2 separate regions of the Homo sapiens genome follow, and region 2 is linked to region 1. A link is a loop called in an ENCODE intact Hi-C map of the cell type or tissue named here. Cell type or tissue: heart right ventricle. All regions are shown on one strand. Links, peaks and the distances in the headings refer to the core of each region. The heading gives the core; the rest is flanking DNA. Region 1 holds the start of LOC124900824 (a long non-coding RNA gene). Region 2 has its middle 79 kb from the start of STOX2.

Region 1 (11,418 bases), core at 3,785-6,284:
AACTGGGAATATACTAAACCCCAGTGAACTGCACGCTAAACGTGGTGGAATTTTATAATCCATGAGTATCTTAAAGCTGTTTTATAAAACACAGGATACCCAGTTAAATTTGAATTTTATGAATAGATAAATCATGAAAAGAAATTTAGTATAAGTATATCCCAAGCAATATTTGGGACATATTTATATTTAAAATATTTTCATTGTTTATCTGAAATTCAAATTCATTGTTTATCTGAAATTCAAATTTAACTGGATGTCTGGTATTTTGTTTGGCAACTCTATGCTTCTAAATGTCTCAGAAAGCATCAATCTACAGCAAGAGTAAGAAGAAATAGTTCATGTGATGTCATTTAAATAGATTTAAAGAGACTTCTATATACTTTGGGCATCAAAAAAGCTTAATTAACTGAGAGTAAGAACTTCTTGATTTAATGTTAATTTTAAAAATTCTACTTGTAGCCACCAAGGTGGAAAACATAGCTTTTATTATTAAACATTTCCAAAAATCAGGCTGGGCGCAGTGGCTCACACCAGTAATCCCAGCACTTTGGGAGGCTGAGGTGGGTGGATCACCTGAGGTCAGGAGTTCGAAACCAGGCTGGCCAACATGGTGAAACCCCGTTTCTACTAAAAATACAAAAATTAGCTGGGCTTGGTGGTGGGTGCCTGTAATCCCGGCTACTTGGTAGGCTGAGGCAGGAGAATCTCTTGAACCTGGGAGGCAGAGGTTGCAGTGAGCCAAGATTGAGCCATAGCACTCCAGCCTGGGTGACAAGAGCAAAACTCCGTCTTTAAAAAAAAAAAAAAATTTAAAGAAAATCATAGAAAATGCTGAGAGGTGAGAAGGACCGGATACTTTATAAGATCCTCCTAATCTTCACAGCTTATAATCTTGCCATTAAATCAGAAACATTATGGGGGAAGTTCAAGAGTGTGGAACTTTAAAAAATGTTTGGCTTGTTTGAGTACATGAGAAATTAGTATAAATATTTACCATATAGTGATTGTCAAACAATGGGATTTACTTATTGTTACACTTTATGGGAGAAAATGAAAATCTCTTCAAGTAAAGTTTATATACATACAAAATCCTCCCCTGGATGTTTGCTTTGGTTTTAATGGGATGTTTCAGTTTGCAAATACTGGTAAGCAGAGTTGTTTAAAGTTGGAACTTGGATAAAGGTCATTTTAGCAGAGCAGCCACACCTCTGCTCTGATACTGGAAGAACCAGCATAAAATTGCTACAGTGGCATAAGTCAATGCAAGATTATGAAGCAATTAACTAGCAGGTTGTGTCGTAAAACTCTGTTCACACTTTTAGTACAGGGGTAAAAGAGGTCAATATTGTTTTTCTTATTTTATAAATTGAAAAACATAAACCTGCAATACGTTGCTCTGACTTTAATAATTTGACCAGTTGGAATTAGAATGTGTTGGAGTTACATGCTGCAACATTTAACCAAGCCTTAGATTTCTGATTAAATATTTTAAATATATAATAGATACAGAATTAACCTTCACACACTCTGATAGCTCAAATCTCTCACTATGATATTGGTGTGATAATGAATTAAAATAAAAATTATAGGTTAAAATAAATTTAAATTAAATTAAATTGACAAGTTCTATGTAGGTTCAGAGAAAGAGACCAAATCCTTCTCCTTGAGTAATTTCAGTGCTTATATGGAATATAAGGGATGCCAACATTAGGCAACGATTTTCAGGATACTTTCCTCTTTCAACTTACACCTAGAGTTGTAAAAAATCCTTCATGTAGGTGACACATTGAGATTCAGATCCTAAGAGGATATGGCATAATTGTTCTCCTTTTAAAAATTTCATTTTGAGGGCTAACATGCTGTTTTCTCTTATTTTTAGTTGACACATGATCATTGTACATACTCATAGGATATAGAGTGATATTTCATTACATGCATACAATGTATAATGATCATATCGGGCTAGTTTGAATATCCATTGCCTCAAACGATTATCATTTCTCTGTGTTATGAACATTCAAAATCCTCTCTTCTAGCTTTTTGAGAGTATACAATAAATGATAGTTAACCATATTTATCCTACAGTGCTACAAAACACCGGAACTCATTTCTTCTATCTAGCTGTAATTCTGTATCTATTAACCAACTTCTCATCATCCTCGGTTCCTCTTTGCCCTTTCCAGGCTCTAATGCTAAGGGCCAAATCTTCATATAAAAAATAGTTGTGAAGAAAAGAAAGTTGGCCAAACCAGGATCACGGCCGTAATCCCAGCACTTTGGGAGACTGAGGCAGGAGGATCATTTGAGGCCAGGAGTTCGTGACCAGCCTGGGTAACATAGTGAGACCCCCATCTCTACAACAACAACAACAAAAAAAAAAAAAAAAAAGAAAGAAAAAAGAAAAAAAAATAGCCATGTGCCACGCACCTAAAGTCTCAGCTACTTAGAAGGCTGAAGCTAGAGAATCTCTTGAGCCCAGGTGTTGGAAGCTGCAGTGAGCTGTGATTGCACTATTGCACTCAGCCTGGGTGACAGAGTGAGACTCTGTCTCAAAAAAAAAAAAGAAAAAAAAAAAAGAAAGAGTTTGTAATTTTTTAAAGTTAAGAAATAGAATTGAAGAGGCTGAGCAGTATCTGGAAACAAAAATCCACTTAAAAACACTCATGTAGCTAATGCCATTCCCTAGATTCATGAGGGCTTTTTTCTGCTGAAACTCTCGAGGAATGAAGCGTTTCTGGGACATGAGCAGGGAGAATGCATATAACCCTCAGAGCTGAGATCATGCACCTCCGACTCTTCCTCCTTGTCCAGTGTTGACTAACGTGGTCTACTGGATTCTGGTCCAGCCATGTTAATTAAGGTGACAATACAAATGAAGTTCAAACTTCCCTAACACACGAAGCTAAGAAATCACAAAATGGAAAAGTCTGAAAGGTCTCAAAACTGGAGCCAGTCTGTAGAGCTGGGGAAGATGATGTGCTTATTGGACTCAACCCAAGAGACTAGTTCCAAAGGAGGGAGACCTGGAAAGAGAAAGAGGTTACTGTGTTGGCATGGCTAAAGGATTTAATTAGAATCTCTCATTAAAATTAACCACATTTCACAGACTTCAGTCGGCAAGAATATTGGAAAATGATGCACAAGGCTGGGAAAAAAATGATCCGTGGTGCTGGATCCATGATCTACTTGGAATTAGTGTAAAAAGTGAGATGAACTTCACTAGGGCTAAATCTCCTGCTTGTGGGTAAGAAAATAACCAATTTCTTTTCATTCATTCTTAAAGACCAAACATGCTTAAAACAAATATTGCCTTTCCCCCTCTAATGTTCATTCTGTACTGGAAGTATTCTCTTTGCTATTTCTTTAAAGTTTTAGTGTAGCCCCTTGGGTCCAGTTTCAGTCAATCAAATAAGAAAAATATTAGTACCACTCCCAGCCACTTGAGCTAATGCATTGAATCAATAATCTGTTTCAATTTATATTATGTAACATACATTATTATATATTTATATTAAAAAATTTAGTCCAGTCCAACATAGTGTTCCTTCCTTTCTGATCCAACATCCTTATTGGGCTTCCACACATGTCCTTCTGGTTTCTGTTGATATAAATTGGTGTATTATAATCTTACGGCTTATATTTCATACCTGTTGGGGCCTGCTGGGATTTGTGTCTGTTCTAGAATCAATGAGAAACGGGTGGGGGTGGGGCTGACCCTGACCCACTGCTCCTCCTAAGGAGGGTCAGAAGTCCTTTGTAAGGCAACCACTTCAGAAGAGACCATTGCAGGACCTTCAGCCATGAGGACAATAATCTCCTTAACCAGGCTAAAAAGGGCTGCTTCTACCAGCAAAGAAGACTTGGCAGATCTGGGGACTTCAGGCCCCCTGCCACATCGAATATGCCTACATACTCCCTTCCCAATTTTTATGAGTCCCTCTCCTTTCCAATCATTGCCTTAACTTTAGCAAAGGAGATCCTGTAAGGTTAAATTCAATTGAATTGAACTTTGGGTTTGGTTTTCAGAAATCTTGACTCTAGCTACAAGAAAAGATGCTTTTTTTGGCGAGGGGGAGGGCAGTCATAGAAGATTTCTAGTCCTTTAGCCAGACCTTGAGTTGGGAATTTAAAGCCCTAAGCTCATCATTTTCTTTCTCCAAGTGCTGCAGAACACTTCAAAATCAGCAAGCAACCCCATTATGTGTAAAGTGTTCTATGGCAGGAGCTACACATAGTCACCTGAAGCCTTGCTTGCTTTTTTTTTTTTTGAGAGGGAATCTCACTCTGTCACCCAGGCTGGAGTGCAGTGGCGAGATCTTGGCTCACTGCAACCTCCGCCTCCTGGGTTCAAGCTATTCTCCTGCTTCAGCCTCCGGAGTAGCTGGGAGTACAGACACCCACCGTCATGTCCAGCTACTTTTTGTATTTTTGTAGAGATGGGTTTCACCATGTTGGCCAGGCTGGTCTTGAACTCCTGACCTCAGATGATCCGCCCGCCCTGGCCTCCCAAAGTGCTGGGATTCCAGGCGTGAGCCGCTGCGCCAGGCCTGAAGCCTTGCTGTCTATAGGCACTTGATGACAGGTCTCTATAGGTAAATCATTAAAATCACTTTTGCCATCTTGTTTCATACATGACCGTTACCCTCTTTACCGATGGAAACAGAATCACTAACACTTTAAAATTGAATCAGATCAGAGAACCAATTTCAGGTAGCCTAGAACTGGTTCCAAGGACACATCCTCTGAAACGATTTCTGGCACGGGTTTCCATAGAAGGCAGGGTTCAGTCAGAGATGCTGAATCACTGTAAGTGGTACGGAATAATGGATTCATTTTGGGGATTAGACGTTACACAATTGTGGGAGTTGCTGGAGGAGTCAGTGCAAGGCTGTTGCGTCTTCGTCTGGTGATGAAATCCTTGTAGGTTACTAGACCCACTTGGGGAAGAAAAGCCAGGTATGAAATGGCATCAGCAAGGACAGACTGTGACCCACTAGAACACACTGGAACCCACAAGGATAACTGGGACCCACAAGAACAAACTGGAACCTGTGTCTGCCTCACTGGCTCCAACATGGTGACACTGACCAGGAGGAGATGTGGAGCCTCCTTCATCGAGGAGCTGCACACACACCTGGCCTGGGACGCAGAGGAGCTGCAGGGATGTTCTGGTGGGAACTGGAGAAGGAGGAGCCTGGCTGGTGGCCACGGGACAGGATGTGCTTGCACATTAATGACAACGTGTGTGGCTCCCACACTGCCCAGAGCCTGCACTGACCTTCAGAACCTAAAGATATGGCAGAGCCCTTGCTTTTGTCTCCCAAATATTGGGCAAAATTCTCTTGTGGTCTGCCCTAACCCAGCAACATGCAGGGAAGAGAATGCTGGAAATGCAGTCCCAGCTTGGCTAAGTTGACCAAAGCAGCAAACAATCAGTATTTCCTATTGTCATGGGGTTTATATTCTAGTGAGGAAAGGGACTATCAATAAGTGAGTAAATATGTACGTGTGTATGTGTATTTCTTATAAGAACCTTCTGAGATAGGAATGTGTCTTATCCCTATTTGACAGATGAGAAAACTAAGGCCAAAATCGATTAAGTATTTTGCCCTAGGTCCTGTAGCTCATAAGTGTCAGAGCAAAGCTCTGGACAAGGCAGTTTGCAATCAAATTCCAATGTATACTAATTGCTATTCTGTTTTGTTCATTCTGCAGTAGCCTTCCCCAAACACTCAACCCAAATGGGATACTTTCAGGTGATATTGCAGATGTTATTAGTTTATTGCATTCATACTATTTTATCCTTCAATTGTGTTGTACTTATTAATAATGACTTACCTAATTGGATATAAAACTCTTTGATCGACAATATGAACATGTGTGTGTGTGTTCACTTCGGCTGTTAATAGTGTTGCGCACTCAGCCAGCGCCTTGTAAATTCTTGTTGTGTTGACTTAAGGGCTTGAACAATCACACAGCGAGGCATGTGTACCTGTGGCCTAAGCAGCATTAAGTTTGAAAGAAACCTTTTCCTAAGTGCTTTGCCATTCTTTGAAATGTGCTGAAGAAAAGAGAAAGCAGTCACCACTCCCTCCAGGACCTACCTCTGTACTGGCCTCAGATCATCACGTAATTCAGACAAGCTGGGGCACGGGAGCAGTCGGGAGGACAGAGGGGTCCCGCTGAGGCTGGCCCAGTGGCGGTCACGGTCGGGTTTGCCACGAAGGATCCTTCCAAAGGCCTATTAAGTGAATTCCTGTAGCTCATTCAGCCGATGGAAGGTAGAAGGGACTCAGAACTTCAGGCCTAATTCTGCGTTTTTGTATGCCCCAAGAATGAAAGGGCTCTTTGTGAATTTGCATGTAGATTTATTTAACATTCAACCGGCAGAAAACGGAAGGTAGTGCATGACACTGGGGGGAACCAGGCCCCCGCCCACCTCACATCGTCATGGCATTAGCTGTTTACTGGCTCCCGTGGAAACATTGGAAGGGGATTTGTTTTGTGGTTGGGTTTCCTTTTTTTTTTTTTTTTAGCATGATTGCAGTTAGATCTGCAGTATTTCCTCAAATATGTGAGGGGAAGGGAGCGGTGACTTCCTAAAGGAAAGTATTTATATTTTTAGACTGAAATAGGCTGTTACAAAGCTTTTCTCCAAAAACACATTTAAAAAAGGAGTGTTCTAAACAATAGAAAATGTATCTTAACGCATAGTTAAGGTAGTTTATCTTATAAAATATGTTTTAATGCAGTGACAAAGGGCTAAGACACTTTGGTTTGTTTTTATTTATTTATTTTTATTGATACATGGCAATTTTGTCTTATTTTAAAGGAGCACCAAGAAAATGCTTCTGGATGTTGGAATGTCAGCCTCGACTCCGCTTCTTTCTGAACTCGCTTGTTCTGCTTCGGGCTCCCATGTCAGCAGTGTCGTGGAGAGCTCGTCCGTGTGAAGGGACAGCATCCCGGCCAGGCCATGGATGGTGGCCCGGGAGGAGGAAGTGTGAGCGGGTCAAGAGAGAGAGAAGGCATGAGAGAGGCACTCTGCTCGGATGACACAGCCCACACTGTTTTGCCACAGATTTGTGGTGTATCACAGCTCGAGGGAGTCCTGGAGGCCACCCAGGCCAGGGTTTCTCATGTTGTTGACCATGTGCACCAGGAGGTGAGGCCTGGGAATCCACCTACTTAGTGGCTCAGGAGAGCTGGCCCAATAACCAGCTGGTACAGAGGCCTCATTTCATCGAGGAGCAGTCTGGACTGGAGAGGCCACAGGACTCGGAACAGCACCAGATTGAAAGCAGAGCCCATTTGAGACGTGGCTTAAAGAGGGACACCATGCTGTCCAAACGTGGGTGTAGACAGAGCAGACACAGCCTCTTTTATCTGCTTATTGTGGCTCTGGGAAGACAGCTCCCCAACCCCTCCATTCCTCTCTCATTTGTTCATCTTGAAACCCATTAAGAGGGCACAAAACCTTTATGTCACAGTGGGAGATAATATGTGAATGATTCTTAGAAAGGTAAGAGGTATAGGCTGGGCGCGGTGGCTCACGCCTGGAATCCCAGCACTTTAGGAGGCCAAGGTGGGCGGATCATGAGGTCAGGAGATCGAGACCATCCTGGCTAACACGGTGAAACCCCGTCTCTACTACAAATACAAAAAAATTAGCCGGGCATGGTGGCGGGCGCCTGTAGTCCCAGCTACTCGGGAGGCTGAGGCTGGAGAATGGAGTGAACCCGGGAGGCGGAGCTTGCAGTGAGCCGAGATTGCGCCACTGCACTCCAGCCTGGGCAACAGAGCGAAACTCCGTCTCAAAAAAAAAAAAAAAAAAAGAAAGAAAAAAAAGAAAGGTAAGAGGTATAAAATATCCCCCAAGCTAAGGAGGCGCTGTAATAGGCAGCTCTCCACTTTTGAGAAGATTAGCTATTGGAGGAAGAGGTGGCATGAAACGGCACAGGACCCAAAAGGTGCCCTGCATGGAGGGAACATCCCAGATCACAGATCAAAGACTGGATGCAGGGTGGGAATCCTGTTTTCTAATTTTTTATTATAAAAATTTCCAAACACACAAAAATTAAAAGAATGATGTACTGATCACCCAGATATCTACCACTTATATTCAAAAACTTAAAACATTCCCATAGATGTGCATGATCTATCTATAGGTCCATCTGTGTGTGTGTGTGTGTGTGTGTGTGTGTGTGTGTGTGTGTGTGTGTGTGTGTGTCTGGTCGAGGACCAGCATTTCAATAAAGGATAGGGAGTGCTCAACAGGAAACAAGGACAAGACACAGAGGCTGAGGTGGGCAGATCACTTGGGGCCGATAGTTCGAGACCAGGCTGACCAACATGGTGAAACCCCGTCTCTACTAAAATTACAAAAAAATTAGCTGGGCGTGGTAGCGCATGCCTGTAATCCCGGCTACTTGGGAGGCTGAGGCAGGAGGATCGCTTGAACATGGGAGGCGGAGGTTGCAGTGAGTTGAGATCGCGCACTTCACTCTCGCAACAGAGCGAGACTCCATCTCAAAAAAAAGAAAGAAAGAAACTTAGTTACAAAGATTTGAACTTTAACTTGATGTAGTTAAGTTTAAATGTATGTGGAATAAACCGTGGCAGGGTTTGATTTAATTTTAATTGTTTTTTGCTTTTGTCTTATTTAGAGAGGTAAATGAGATGCTTTGGCAACTGTTGAGGAAGAGAGGAAACAGACTTCAATGCAGTTAAGATGGACATAAGCAGGTTGGAAGGCAGCCAGAGGGAATTTTTGCAGAAGGAGTGACCCAGTCTTGGGGACAGAGAATATGGATTTGTTTTCCCCAAAGAATTTATTGAGCTCTGTGTGTAGTGAGCATGGCTGGATGGTGTGAAGAGCAGGTGGAGGAGGATATCAGGGACAAGAGACGAATATGGGTGGCGTGGCCGCAGCACTGCACAGGGCCAGCCAATGAGCTAGGGCTCCATGCATAGCCTGGGCAGGACTCTTCCAGTATCTAAAGGAAGAGGTTTACATTTCCAGAAGTGTTAACCTGTGTCCTCTCAGTGTCTGCCCAGGGTAACCCATCTTGATAAGATATAGTCATTTCTCCTTTTGGCCCAAGGAACAAGTCCAGGCTCATCGGTGTGGCAAAACCTGACCATGTGCATACCATGCACCCGGCAGTCGCACTAGCTGCTCAGAGATGCCTAAATGCACCAGGGCCTTTTTTTAACTTTTATTTTTTTTTTTATTTTTGAGACAGTCGTCTCGCTCTGTCACCCAGGCTGGAGTGTTAACGCGATCTTGGCTCACTGCAACCTTTGCCTCCCGGATTTAAGTCGATTCTCCTGCCTCAGCCTCCCGAGTAGCTGGGATTATAGGCGCACACCACTACACCTGGGTGATTTTTGTATTTTTAGTAGAGACTGGGTTTCACCATGTTGGCCAGGCTGGTCTCGAACTCCTGACCTCAGGTGATCCACCCACCTCGGCCTCCCAAAATGCTGGGACTACAGGCGTGAGCCGCGCCCGGCCTGCACCAGGGCTGTTTATTCCTTGGACACTCTGAAGGTCAGCTCTCTTGACCTCTTCCCAATCATGTCTAGCCTGCAGTGTCTGACTCAGTTTTCAAGAACCATCTCAAATGCAAGTCTTCCTTAACTTCCATTCATAATTAATAATTTCCTTTGGTTTCCAGAGTAGTTGGTCTTCACACTTTTTGGTCAAATAACCTTTAAAATTATTTTGGAAAACTGTTTCACCTCTTGCAGATAATTAAGTTGACACTCCCAATATTCTTAAAGTTTAAGTAGTTGTATAGGATTTGATTTCCAGAGTATTGTAAAAGTATTCCAGATAGTTTACAAATACAGCAATTGTATTTCTCTTTTAAATGTATCACTGGAATAGAAATAGCATTGCAATGTGATGTCTACTTCAGTTATTTTTTAAAAAGTACAAGACCAAGTTTATCCTTAACGGGAGTAGAATGAAGATGAGAGGGAGTGGGGAGAGCATCGTGGTTGGTGGGTTTCAGAAAGAAGAGCCCTGGTCTGCTTCTCTGATCAGGGTTCGGGGCAGCAGCAAGCCCAGACCCAAGTCCATGTATCAGAGGGCAGGGAGGATTTTTGCTCCCAAGGGGATCACCAGATTCCCGAGAAGAAATGGCTGTCAGATGGGTCTTAGTAGCAAAGAGCTTCCTGCACCTCAGCGTGTCATGGAAACAGCAGAATAATTCTTGTGTACCCATGAGGGCCCCAGGAGTCATAGGAGAAGAGCCTCAAAACCTGGAGGAGCCAGTGGATTGAAAGGGACACTGTCTCTGTGATGACCTGTGTAGACCAGAGACCAAGGGCCTGGCAGGGAAACACATGTCTAAGCTGATGTCTGTGTGGACAGGTGACAGTGAGGGCCTGGTGGATTCTCCTTTGCTTCAGGATACCTTGGCATGACCCCTCTACCCCACCGAAAACCTAAGTACAACCCCAGACAAAGGGCAGAATGGCCTAGCGTGGTGGCTCATGCCTGTAATCCCAGCACTTTGGGAGGCCGAGGCGGGTGGATCACCTGAAGTCAGGAGTTCGAGACCAGCCTGACCAACATGGTGAAACCCTGTCTCTACCAAAAATACACAATTAGCTAGGCATGGTGGTGTGTGCTTGTAATCCCAGCTACTCTGGAGGCTGAGGCAAGACAGTTGCTTCAACCCAGGAGGCAGAGGTTGCGGTGAGCTGAGATCATGCCATTGCACTCCAGCCTGGGTGACAAGAGCGAAACTCCTTCTTGGGGGGGAAAAAAAGGCAGAATGAGATGTCATTTCTATCACTCTGATGTAATGGTGACGGTGTAATGGTGGCTTGAAAGATAAAACAATTGAGTTAAAGAAAAATAAAGCTGTATTTTGTACATATCCCAGTGTGCAAGATAAAAGCATACAGAGATGTAGTCCTGCTACAAATGTGTAGAACACTTTATTTTTGCTCCTCTAATTAGACCATATACTCCTATGATGGGGATTGTATCTGCTTTACATTAAGTGTATTGCACACCAGTGTTTGTGAACAGAGGTGTGTATGTGTGCGTGTGTGTGTGTGTGATGTTACTGTGACTGTGGTATATGAAGAACTGTCTTGATTCAGGACAACTCAGCCAATATTTCTGACGTTAGATTTGATCAATTTTTGCCTTTTTGGGGTCTAACTTTGGAATCACACTTAAAACTCCCTCATGAATGTTGGGAAGAAGTATTTTTGCTGAGGAAAAACTGAACTCACAGAGCAAAATGTAAAGAAAAAATGGAAATTGAGAAGGTAGTAAAATACTAATGAAAGGAAGGAAATTGTGGAAAGAGTTGCTGTCAGCTGGGGACTCAAAAGGAAGGAACAGGTCGGTTCAAGGTCATAGGGTCATCAGAGAGGAGTGCAGACTGGCCT
Region 2 (11,418 bases), core at 5,567-8,066, 63 kb after region 1:
TGCAAAGGACTGAAATTGTCATACTTAGTTTCAAAGTATGCAGATTGAATAACAGAAGCTGTCTGTGCAGTCAAATCTGGCTGATCCCCATTATGGTTTTTGAGACATTCAAGGTAACTCAGAAACCAGGAGATTAAAAAAAGAATGAAGCTAAGGAGTGTTTTGGCAGAGCACGGTGGTTAACTCCTATAGTCCCAGCACTGTGGTAGGCCGAGGTAGAAGGATCGCTTGAGCTCAGGAGTTCAAACACAACATAGTGAGACCCCGTCTCTACAAAAAAAAAAACACCAAAAATTAGCCTAGTGTGGTGGTGAACACCTGTAGTCCCAGCTACTCAGGAGGCTGAGGTGGCAGGGTTGCTTGAGTCCGGGAGGTCATGGTTACAGTGAGCTGTGATTGTGCCACTGTACTCCAGCCTCTGGCAACAGAGTGAGACCCTGTCTCAAAGAAAAAGAAAAAAGAAAAAGAAAAAAGAGATTTTTCTCTTCACGGTTCTGTTGAGTTCCTGGCCCTCCTTTCCTGATGCCAATCTAATATAGCATAACGACTTAATTTTGCTCTTGAATTGTACACAGAGGCTTGGTGAGAACCCTCCCTTGGCTGGAGGCCCGTGTGTAACCATATGGTGCTTCACGGAATGCAGATAATGGCTTTATTTTCCTCCCTGTCTTAATAGGTGGAAGCCTGTGCTAGCAGGTAGAGGATCTTTTATAAAGAACAAACGAAAGCATTACACTGATATTATTCATGCCAGAGCACAGCAACTGTTAGCTGCTCTGAAAATTGTAATTCCTTTTCTTCTACCTGCTGGATATTTTCACCCATGACCCTTAAGAGAATGCGGGTGATCCCAACCCTTGCTGCGAAGGTCATTGCTCACAGCTCCCCATCTTGCTGTGTCCTTTGTTCTGATGTCACTGGGGTTGGGCCTGAGGCCTCTTTGGGAGGCTGGCAGGCAGGTAGGCTGGGAAGGTGAGGGTTGGCAGTGTGTCCTCTTCCGGAACTGCAGGGTGCTGTCCCCACTGTCACACCCCACCACCTCCCTTTTGAGCCCTGCCTAGAGGGGAGGGGAGGGGTCCCTGCTGCTCCAGCAGCCTCCCCCTCCACATCCCTGCGGAGCACCCATCCCTGTCCCTGTTCCTGCCGGGCTGCATTCTGACCCCTGCCCCAGGTTTGTGAGTCTGTAGGGTGGGGTTCTAGTCACAGAGTTGGAGCTTAGGATCTAACAGAAATGGATGGGGCTTTAGAAGTCTATGTCCCCCACCCTGCCCTTCCCTAAAAAGGACGCTTGTGTGTGGAAAAGGTGATACAGTTTGTGTCGGGTCTTGCAGCCAGGCTGGCTGGGGGTGCCTAGGTCTCTGGGATTTGCCCTCCTGGGCAGGGTGCTCTGCAAACTTCCCGTCCTGATCAGCCTTTCAGGCCCCGGATTATGGAGTCTCTGCCACCCACGTGCTAGGGAGCATCAAACCCCCATAAGCCACAAGCCTAGATGGGATTCCTGTGCCCTCCAGAGAGGACAGATCCCATCCATGCTGGAGAGTGAGCTTTTAAAAAGCTACTGCTAATGGAACGCTGGCTGTAGCTTAGATTGAGAAGTAACCCATTTATGTATATCATGGTCTCCAACCTTTTTGGCACCAGGGACTGGTTTTGTAAAGGACAGTTTTTCCACAGACTGGCATGGGGGATGGTTTTGGGATGACTCAAGCGCATGACCTTTATTGTGCACTTTATTTCTGTTGTGATTACATTGTTATATATAATGAAATAATTATACACTCACCATCATGTAGAATCAGTGGGAGCCCTGAGCTTGTTCTCCTGCAACTAGACGGTCCCATCTGGGAGACAGTGACAGATCATCAGGCATTAGATTCTCATAAGGAGCACACACCCCAGATCCCTCACATGCGCAGTTCACAAAAGGGTTCACGCTCCCATGACCATCTAACGCTGCCGCGGATCTGACAGGAGGCGCAGCTCAGGTGGCCATCTGAGCGATGGGGAGCAGCTGCAAATGCAGATGAAGCTTCCCTGGCTCGCCTGCCACTCTCCTCCTTCTGTGCAGCCCAGTTCCTAATAGGCCACAGTACCGGTCTGTGGCCCAGGGGTTGGGGACCCCTGTGATATACATGATTGTATTTAATCTTCATGGAAACTCAGTGAGGCTCTTCTTATCTCTATTGTCTAAGAGGCTGAAATTCAGAGAGGTTAAGTATCTTGCTGGAGGTCCAGCTGTGCAGTGCTGAGACCTCAGCCCAGGTCTGCCTGACTCCACGGCTGAGCCTGCACATGGCTCTCCTAGCCTTCCTGTGTCCGACCCATCTGCTGTGCACCTCCTGAGAACCTTCGGGTGCTCTTGAAAGCTTGTATGATCTACGTTTTTCTTTCAATATAAATGTAACCGCAATGATCTAGCGATGATTCTCTCTTTTTAAAACTATCACTTGGGCTGAGCGTGGTGGCTCACACCTGTAATCCCAGCACTTTGGGAGGCCAAGGTGGGTGGATCACCTGAGGTCTGGAGTTCAAGACCAGCCTGGCCAACATGGTGAAACCCCATCTCTCCTAAAAATACAAAAATCAGCTGGGTGTGGTGGTGGATGCCTGTAGTCCCAGCTACTCGGGAGGCTGAGGCAGGGGAATCACTTGAACCCGGGAGGCAGAGGTTGCAGTGAGCTGAGAATGTGCCACTGCACTCCAGCCTGGGCAAAAAGAGCAAAACTCCGTCTAAAAACAAAACAAAAAACAAACAAACCAAAAAACCCCCAACTATCATCTGGAGGCAACAGCTGGCTGTCCAGAAGTAGACTGTTGAAAGGCAAACTGTTACACAATAAAAGACTTTCCTTCCCACTAGCCCATCACATTCCTTAGGCTCATAGACCTGGAAGATGAGGGAATGTGGAGCTGTGCTCTCTGCCCTAATCGTAGTAGCTCTGGTGAGTCACCAGATGTCTGGCCCACAAGAAGTTCCAGCAAAGCACGTCCTCATAGCTCTGGGCCCGAGAGACACCAGTGCCTAAAGGGCTGTCACACTTCCCAGCCCATCTGGCGGAGGCTGCCGCGGGTTTGAAAACTTACCTGATGAGCAGAGGCCTTTCAATTCCAAAGACTTTCACAACTTTCCTGGCGTTTTCCTTGGCTCTTAACATCTGTGCCTCTAGACTGTAAATCCTCTAGGGCGGGGATTTTGTTCTTTGGCACATTTTAGCTATTGTAAAGCATAATGTACAGCATACGTTAAAAACAGTATAACAGCAAGGCAATTTTGTCCTTCAAATGCGGCTTCAGGTCTTGATCTTTTTCCCAGATACGCAGACATGTGTAGCCATGTATCGTAAAATCGGCTACTGAACTTTCTGTGAGAAGTGGTTTCCATGAGATCCATTTGTGGTGTTATTGCAAACTTGGGAAGGCATCAGATGTTAGAACAATTCAGCAGTTGTATACATACAATGGTTTTTTTGAGCTTTAGCTCATAAACCGTCACCTACTTTAAAATAATTTTGGGATTAAAACAATGTAATAATAAATTCATACTGGCCAGAATAGGATAATTTAAGCAGGGATACCCTCATAGCAATTTTTTTTTCTGGGTCATAAAGCTAATACAATATTCTCACCACCTGCTAATGTTCCTCATATTTTATTATAAATTATTTCTCACCGACATTCTACTTTCATTTAAGGCTATTTTACTTTCCTAGGCCTTGGGCCTTGGGTAATTTCGTTAGGTAAATTTCTGTTACATCTGATTTGAAAAGGCACGCTGGAGAGAGGGAAATGGAACGGCCAGCCATCTGGATGAACTCTGAGAGCTTCTCAAATAAACAGCCACAAAGATATTATTGTGTGATTCGTGTGCCCTAAAACTTAAAGTATAATAATAATAAAATTAAAAAAAGATATTATTGTGTGATTATAGAAAAGTTTCTTAATTTGCTGTAAACTGGTAAACAGAAATTATATTTATTTGACATGGGATAAAGTTTTGAGGGAAGCACAGAGTAAAATGTGCATTTTGTAAAAATAACAGAATCTGAACCAATAGAAGATTTATTTAGTATGTATTATGTGATGCACCAATACTAGGCGCCATGGGAGAGGCAGGAGACATCATGCATTTAGTTCCAGCTGCTCAGGACTCAGGGCTTCCCCAGACACGCAGGGCAGCAGACTGTGGCGGGTGGTTAAGTGCCCAGATGGGGGCTTCCAGGCAAGTGCTGTGAGCTCGTGAAGAGAGGGGACCGATAGAGTTCAATTGTGACCCTTGCCCTGGACTACTAAGTGTGCAATCACAAGTGGGTTCTCTTCTTGGCCTGCACAATTGGAATGTCCCCATGTCCCCTATCTCCTCACACAATCTTGGGCTTGGGGATCGGGGAGGAACATGGTGGATAATCCCTGGCTCTTAAGGACCAAGGAGGCTGCTCATCAAAGACACTTGCTGAAAAGAGGCAGAGCTAGGACTGAGCATCCAAGGTCACCCCATGGTGTCAGGAGGTCGTGGTGGATGGTCTCAGGTCCACCATGAGGACGGCTGGGACATTCTTCCAGCTTATTTTGCTTTGAGGATCTTGAGCTAATTATGCATGAGGAGGAGAGGCTGTGGGCGAGGAAGGAAGGACGTGTTCTTAGGAGGGAGATGCAGCTGATGAGGCTTCCCAAGCAGTAGGTTGGGAGGAAGGTGGGCCGGGAGCGGTCAGCCTTCACACAGCTGGGCCATCCCTCGTGTGGCGCGTGCTGCAGATGGCAGCGGTCAGCTCGTGTCATCTCCTAGCATCCCTGGACCGCAAAACAGGCTTGCACTGGGTGGCAGGCAACCTTCAATGGGTGAATAGACGTTCCTTCAGGCCCAAGTGCAGGCAGCCACCCTCGCTGTAGGTGTGTGTGTCCGTGCCTCTGTCCTGCCAACGTGGGTGCAGCGCCCGACCCCTCCCTGCCCGTCCTCTGTGTCCCAGGACTCGCGGTGAAGCCCTGAGCATGGGCTTCCATTGTTATTTTCTGAGGATAGCTTGACAGGACAGGGGCAACCTAGACCTAGTGGAGCAGGAGTCAGGGTCAGCGAGGTGGCTGGGGCTGGACTTTGCCGGGGAGGGGTTCAGATTTAATGCTTCGAGCAGTGGAAAGCTGCTCTGGGCTCCTGAGCACAGGCAGGGTGTGATCAAATCAGTGTTTGGGGAAGTTTAGTCTGGGAACGAGTATGGCAGTCAGTTTGGCAAATGATGGGGAGAAGGCGCGAGAAGGGTCGTTGGCTGTGAGCTGAAAATCGACACCATTTGCAGTCGCTGAAACCTTTGGGTAATCTATCACCTCTTCTTCTGCTCTTTCCTGTTTGTCTAATCTAGAAGTTCTCAGTTTTTAGTGCACAACAGACTCATCGGGAAACAGGTTAAAACACAGACTCCTGGGCCCCACTCCCAGGGACTCTAGCTCAGCAGACCAGGAGTGGGGCTGGGGACCTGCATTTCGTTTTCATTTCGCTCCTCAGATGATTCCAGTGCAGTTGATTCGAGGACCAAGTTTGAGAAAACAAACTCAGCTGCCAGGTTCCATCTGGTTTTGGTCTTTTTTCCCTTTCTGTTGGGGCACTTCTTTCTGTTCTCATCACCACTGCTAGTCCTGACCCCTCCATGGTTTCCCTGAGCCTTGCCCCTCACCGTCCTCATCAGCGAACCTGTTCCCCTGAGAATGGCTTGCTCATCTATCTCAGGGGATACCCAGGCAGCCTCTGGCTCCAGCGACTCCCTGTCCCCGTCACTGGCCTTCGAGGCACAGTTCGTCTTCCCTGTGAAAGCTGCCACTCTGACCTCCCTGCTGAGTAAGTGTAACCTCTCTGCTTTCCATTTCCATGGCTTGTATTCTCTACACCACTTCACTCCTTTCAAATACGAGCCATTAGCTTGTCGAAAGAGCAAGAACTTGGTATCACACAGTCCTGGGACGGCTGCCTGCTAGCAATGTGGCCCTGGCAGGTCACACCATCGCCCTCAACTTCAGTTTTCCCGACCGTGGAATCTGCCCCGCAGGGTTTGCGGAGGCTTAAGTGGGAGAATACACAGTGTCCACTACATAGAATGTGTTTGGACAAATGCTATTTCTCTTTCTTTTCTCTGCGTCTGGAATCGCCAGCTGGACCAAAGACCCTCAGAAGAGAAAGGCTGTGTTTTATGTTCCTCTCTGATCTCAGCATTGAGCTTGCTGCTCAACAGGCAATCATAATGCAAAAGGCAGTGATAGTAGTAGCGGTAATGGTAATAATAGTAATAGCAAATTTATAAGTATTTATGATATGCCAGGCATTACATATAACATGACCTATTTAATCTTCTCAACAGAGCTTTGAGGTATTGGCTGTCATTAACACCATCTGAGGAAACTGAGGCACAGAGTGGTTAGGTGCCCAGGGTCACCTAGCTGCTATGTAGTATAGTCAGTATTTGAACTCAGAAAGTCTGGCTGCAACCACCGTATTTTTATAGCACTGAAATAAAAATAACCCCTATTTTATTGTTATGAAAAATGTCAGTCATTTATAGAAATGGAATAGCATGGGTGCGGTGGCTCACATCTGTAATCCTAGCACTTTGGGAGGCCAAGGAGGGAGCATCGCTTGAGGCCAGGAGTTCAACACTAGCCTGGGCAACACAGCAAGACCCCAGTCTACAAAAAATGAGGAAATTAGCTACGTGTGGTGACACGCACCTGTAGTCTACTAGGGAGGTTGAGGCGTGAGGATTGCTTGAACCCAGGAGTTTGAAGCTGCAGTGAGCTGGGATCATACCACTGCACTCCAGGCTGGGTGACAATGAGACCCTGTCTCTAAAAAAAGAAAATAAAAATAAAAAAACAAAGAATTGGAGGGAATGAGAGAATGAGTTCCTCTTTACTCAGCTTTAATGTAATCAACACATGGCCCATGTTGTTTCATTGGTGCTGTCACCTCTATCTTCACTTTGGGTTATTTTGAAACAAATCTCAGACATCATACTATTGTAAATACAACACATTAGCAATTGTATTTACAATGAACTTGTACATATTTTATAAATAAATTTCAAAAAGATGGGCCAGGAGTGGTGTCACGTGTCTGTAGTCCCAGCTGCTCGAGAGGCTGAGGCAGGAGGATTGCTTGAACCCAGTTCAAAGCTGCAGTGAGCTATGCACACCACTGCATTCCAGCCTGGGTGACAGAATGAAATCCTGCCTCAAAAAAAAAAAAAAAAAGAAAGAAAAAAAGACGGCCTTTATTGCCCCAGTATAACCTCAATGCCATTATCAGACTTAAAAATATCATATTATTGGTAATTCCTTAATACCAGCTATCCTGTTTGTGTTTAAATTTCTCTGATGTTTGCATAAACATTTTTTTACAGTTCATTTGTTCAAATCAGGATCCCAACAAAAGACAGTCTATTTTTGAGAATGAATTTTTAAAGCAAAGTACCTGAAAATGTTGTGTACTTGTTGCACTTTATTCAGCAAATGTTTATTGTGCCCATGTTTGCAAGGCACGGTTTGAGGCTGGAGAAAGAGACTTCCAAGGAGCTGCCAGCTGGCTGTGATGACAGGGTGGACTCGGAAACTGGCAGAGGGTGTTGGCGCATTTTGCCTCTGAAGTCATAAGTTTGGGTGAGTGACACAGCGGTAGAGTCTTGACAGGGCTGGGGAAGGTGGGAGGAAGAAACAGCCCCAGGAAAAGAGGATGGGTGTGGCTCGGGGGATGTGTTTAGATTCTTCAGTCATATTCAGTCTAACATGTCTATTTCCTGTATTTCATTCTTCGTCTCTACCCTTCCACTTGATTTTTCTTGCAAGTTGTTATGTTGGCTTTTCCCCCCTTTATAAAAAAAATGGTCAGGAACTTGGGGAGGTGCATTGAATGATGACAGTGTGTTTGAGTAAAGTAAATGAATGCAGTGGGGTAAATCCATGCTTTTAGGGCATAATCCCAGAGGCGACAGATTTAAGTTTTTAGGTACATGCTTTTATTATTCAGGCTGGCTCTTGGTACTGAAAATGTCTTGACAAATGAGCCAGCATTCAGATAACTGAAAAAATGAACTTCTGTGAAATACTTCTGTTTGCTTTGAAATTATTCATCACTTTGTTTGGGGGACCTTGCCAAATTCAAAGTGGAGTATTGTGATGTACCTTGAGCCTGATGGAGTTTTTTTCTGTATTTAACCAAGATCACACTTTAAAACTAGACAGAGAATCATGGGTACCTTGTAAAAAACCTACCACGGACGCCAGACCTGGTGCTGCAGACACATGTGTTTTGTCAGGTAGATTTAAGTTGTAACAGGCAGAAGAAGGAAAGCAGTTTGGCTTGGGTGCCAACCGGGAGATTAGCAATTTGCTGATTTCAGCTGTTTTATGGCAACATTTATAAAGTTGACTAATTTTCTCCACAGATATTTTGCCAATTAGCATTAAGAAACAAGAGAATTTAGAAATAAACTTTTGCTCTTTTCCTATCCAAAGAAAGTGGTCTTTTGTTTTTAAAAATCTATCATCTTTTTCTTTGATGAGAGAAATTATATTTGAGGCATTTAGTTAATCTGCTATTCTTTGAAACATACACATTCTTATTTTGGAAAAATTAAAAACATTCATCTCTACATTCAACATTCTTTAAGACTGGTGGGATTGTGAGTTGCAGTAGTAGCAGAAAGAAAAGACAGAACGTGGAAAAAAGCCGTTTCCTTTCTCTTTTTGTTGCAACTTCTAGTCCCTTGTCATTTGTTTGTCTTTGTCACACTTGCAGGCCTTTCCAACCCCCAGAATCTAGGGTACTGTTATACATAACTAGAAGACTTCTATGCGCCAGATTATTTAATGCTCCTCATTCCCTTTGCATTTGGTGGCACGTCTCCCTCATGTCTTTGTATTAAACTGTCAGTCACCAGCATAGGTAACACAGTACACTTTAAATTTCTTGTGAAAATCAGCCCTTGGTCACATTGTCTTAGCCATGGGCCAAGGCCTTCAATTCCAGCCCCACCTCAGGAGTTCACAGATAGTGAGTCAATACGTTCCCTGTAATTTTAAGCCAGCTCGACTTGCGGTTTCTGTTACTTGCAACCAGATGCACCTAATGGATCCTGATTGTAATGAACTTTATAATTAGATTTTCTGTTATGTGTTGGAAATGAAACAGAGTAATTCTCCTCTCCTGGCCAAGGAACTTACACTCCCAAAGAGACACGAAGAAAAGTGAACACTTACTGAGCATCTGCTGTGTGTGCTGGGTGTTTCAGAGACATTTCCTCATGGAATGCTGAAGATGGCCATTACTGGGCCTGCTCCCTCTTCTTGCAGGTATGAGTGATGGGGTAGAATCGGCGAATCCTTTAGATCTTTACTGCATTGTTGCTGAAGTTATGCTGATTGTGACTATTTCTGGGCTGTCAATGGATTTTTATGTGGCCCTGAGCACAGTGTCTCAGGGAGGTAGGGCTATTTCCAGTGTCTGAGCAGAACTAATTTCACATCCCCCCCAACAAGGTATCTAGGGTCACCTGGTGCGTTGTTACTTGCTTTTCTGCTAACCTGCTTTCCTTGCACACAGTAGAAAATTGGGCTAGGAGTAACATACTGTTCTAACTATAATTAAAAGAATTCCCCCTCATTGGCCAAGTGCAAGCACATGGGGTTTTTACACTCTCAGTCGACTGAATTACATTCTAGGTGCACTGAGAGTTTGCTACTATGGGTGTTATCTTGTTTTCTGAATTCCACTGGGTGATAAAATGCAACTACAGCTGTGTCCTTCTGTGGGAAGGAGGGAGTCCAGTGAAGTCCTCTGTGCCAGGGCTGGGAGAGATGGTCATGAGGGTTCTTATCCTTTGACCTTAGCCATGACCCCAGGCTGGCTTTACCTTTGACCCTGCCCTTTTGATGTGCCCAGGGCTGGTCTGGCCTGGCTAGTAGTCACTCCTTGTGTGGCAGTTAGCTGAGGGTATATCTGAGGGTGATATAGGGTATATCTGTTGGTTGAAATTAGCTGGGATGAAAACATACCTTTCATCATAGGCCAATGGCTCATTGAAAAGAAATTAGTCATGAACTTCACTGTCAGCTGAAAAGTAGTCATTAAGGGCCCTCCTCCAACAATAGGACACTTGTTCCGGTTTCAGGGTCACCTGATCCACACCAATAGGGGAAGACTGGGGAAGAATGCTGTGCAAAACGTTTTCAGAGGTTGTAACAGGCAGGTCTGCATTTTTAGAATTTTTTTTTTTTTTTTGGCTAGCTGTATATGATTGAACAGTTTTCAGTTTCAAAGTTGCAGGCTTTGGTGTTTAGATCCTTCCTAGGCTGGTGGTAGAAGAATCCTGGGATTCTGGGTTAGTCCTCGGCGGAGATGGCCAAGCACTACATGGGACCGAACTCCGGGCCTGAGCAGCTGGCTTGGAGGGTGTTGGCTTTTCTCCTTCCTGGTGGGTGTGGAGGCGTGAGGGGGGATGGTGGGGGGATGGAAGATTTCAGTGAGAGTTGTTTATTGCTAAAGGTCTACAGGAGAGAAGACGATTTGAAAGGCAGGATACAGTAGGTTAAAAAGGTTGTCCTGTACAGAACACACCCACAGAAATTGCACACATGTAAGGAAAATTGTGGCAGGAAAGAAGCTTGGCTCTTTTGCCTTTCTTCATTTCCGCCCCCAAGTTTGCCTTGAACTTGGAATCTTACGTTATAAACGTTGCCAAATTGCAGCTCCAATCAGGAAACAGATGGTTAGGCAGTACCAGAAAACACAAATAATTGTGGGGACCATGAACATTAGTTCATGAACATTAGAAAACCCTGATGGAAAGTTTAGAACTATGTACATTTTTTTTTTTTTTGGTGAATATCAGACTTAAATAATTGCGAAAAGAATGGTCTAGAAATATTTTGCTAGGTATTAGAATTTTGTGGTACAGTAAACAATTAATCAACTTCTAGTTTATAAAAAATCTGCTGTGCTGTATAATTCTTAAAAATAAATTTAGTCAGTGATGGATGCGCTGAGGGCCCTGACCACCACGAAGCAATAGATCAGGTAGCAAAATGCACTTGTACCCCACGGATATAGACAAAAAACACTAAAAGTAAATACATAGATAAATAAATTTTGTTAAGCTTATCTGCCTTAGTTTCTGTCTAGGTGGCTGTAAACACGCCCTGGTCTCATTTCCGAGGCTTTGTACTTCCTCTTTTCTCTCCTGGGACAGCTCTGCCCAATTTTTCCTGTTTCCAGGCTTTAGTCCCCTTCTCGGCCCCTCCCTGAAGCTTCTTCTGGTGAATTCTGCAGTTCATTCATTTCTTCTTCTTCTTCTTTTTTTTTTTTTTTTTGAGACAGAGTTTCACTCTTGTTGCCTAGGCTGGAGTGCAATGGAGTGATCTTGGCTCACTGCAACCTCTGCCTGC

Evidence for each region. A loop is a pair of places that touch in the nucleus more often than their neighbours do. Peaks named below come from ENCODE experiments on the same cell type or tissue, not always from the same donor. Only the 100,000 strongest peaks of a DNase experiment are listed, where the experiment ranks them.
Region 2: it touches region 1 in a loop (2.6-fold over the local background); 4 of 110 quality-filtered maps call a loop at or near these places.

Annotation. Positions count from the first base shown.
Region 1 is chr4:183,759,345-183,770,762 of GRCh38, forward strand. LOC124900824 (a long non-coding RNA gene) reads right to left here and starts at 6,479. Exons shown (of 2, transcript XR_007058412.1): 1 at 6,108-6,479; 2 at 1,391-3,026. In heart right ventricle, for the core only: no CTCF peak of the experiment used is centred there; a DNase peak (open chromatin) is centred at 5,187; H3K4me3 peaks cover 1,541 bases; H3K27ac peaks cover 2,156 bases.
Region 2 is chr4:183,820,664-183,832,081 of GRCh38, forward strand. It overlaps a transcript of STOX2 not described here. Among named protein-coding and RNA genes, the nearest start is that of STOX2, 79 kb to the right of the region's middle. RefSeq lists enhancers at 4,318-4,818, 4,819-5,319. In heart right ventricle, for the core only: no CTCF peak of the experiment used is centred there; no DNase peak of the experiment used is centred there.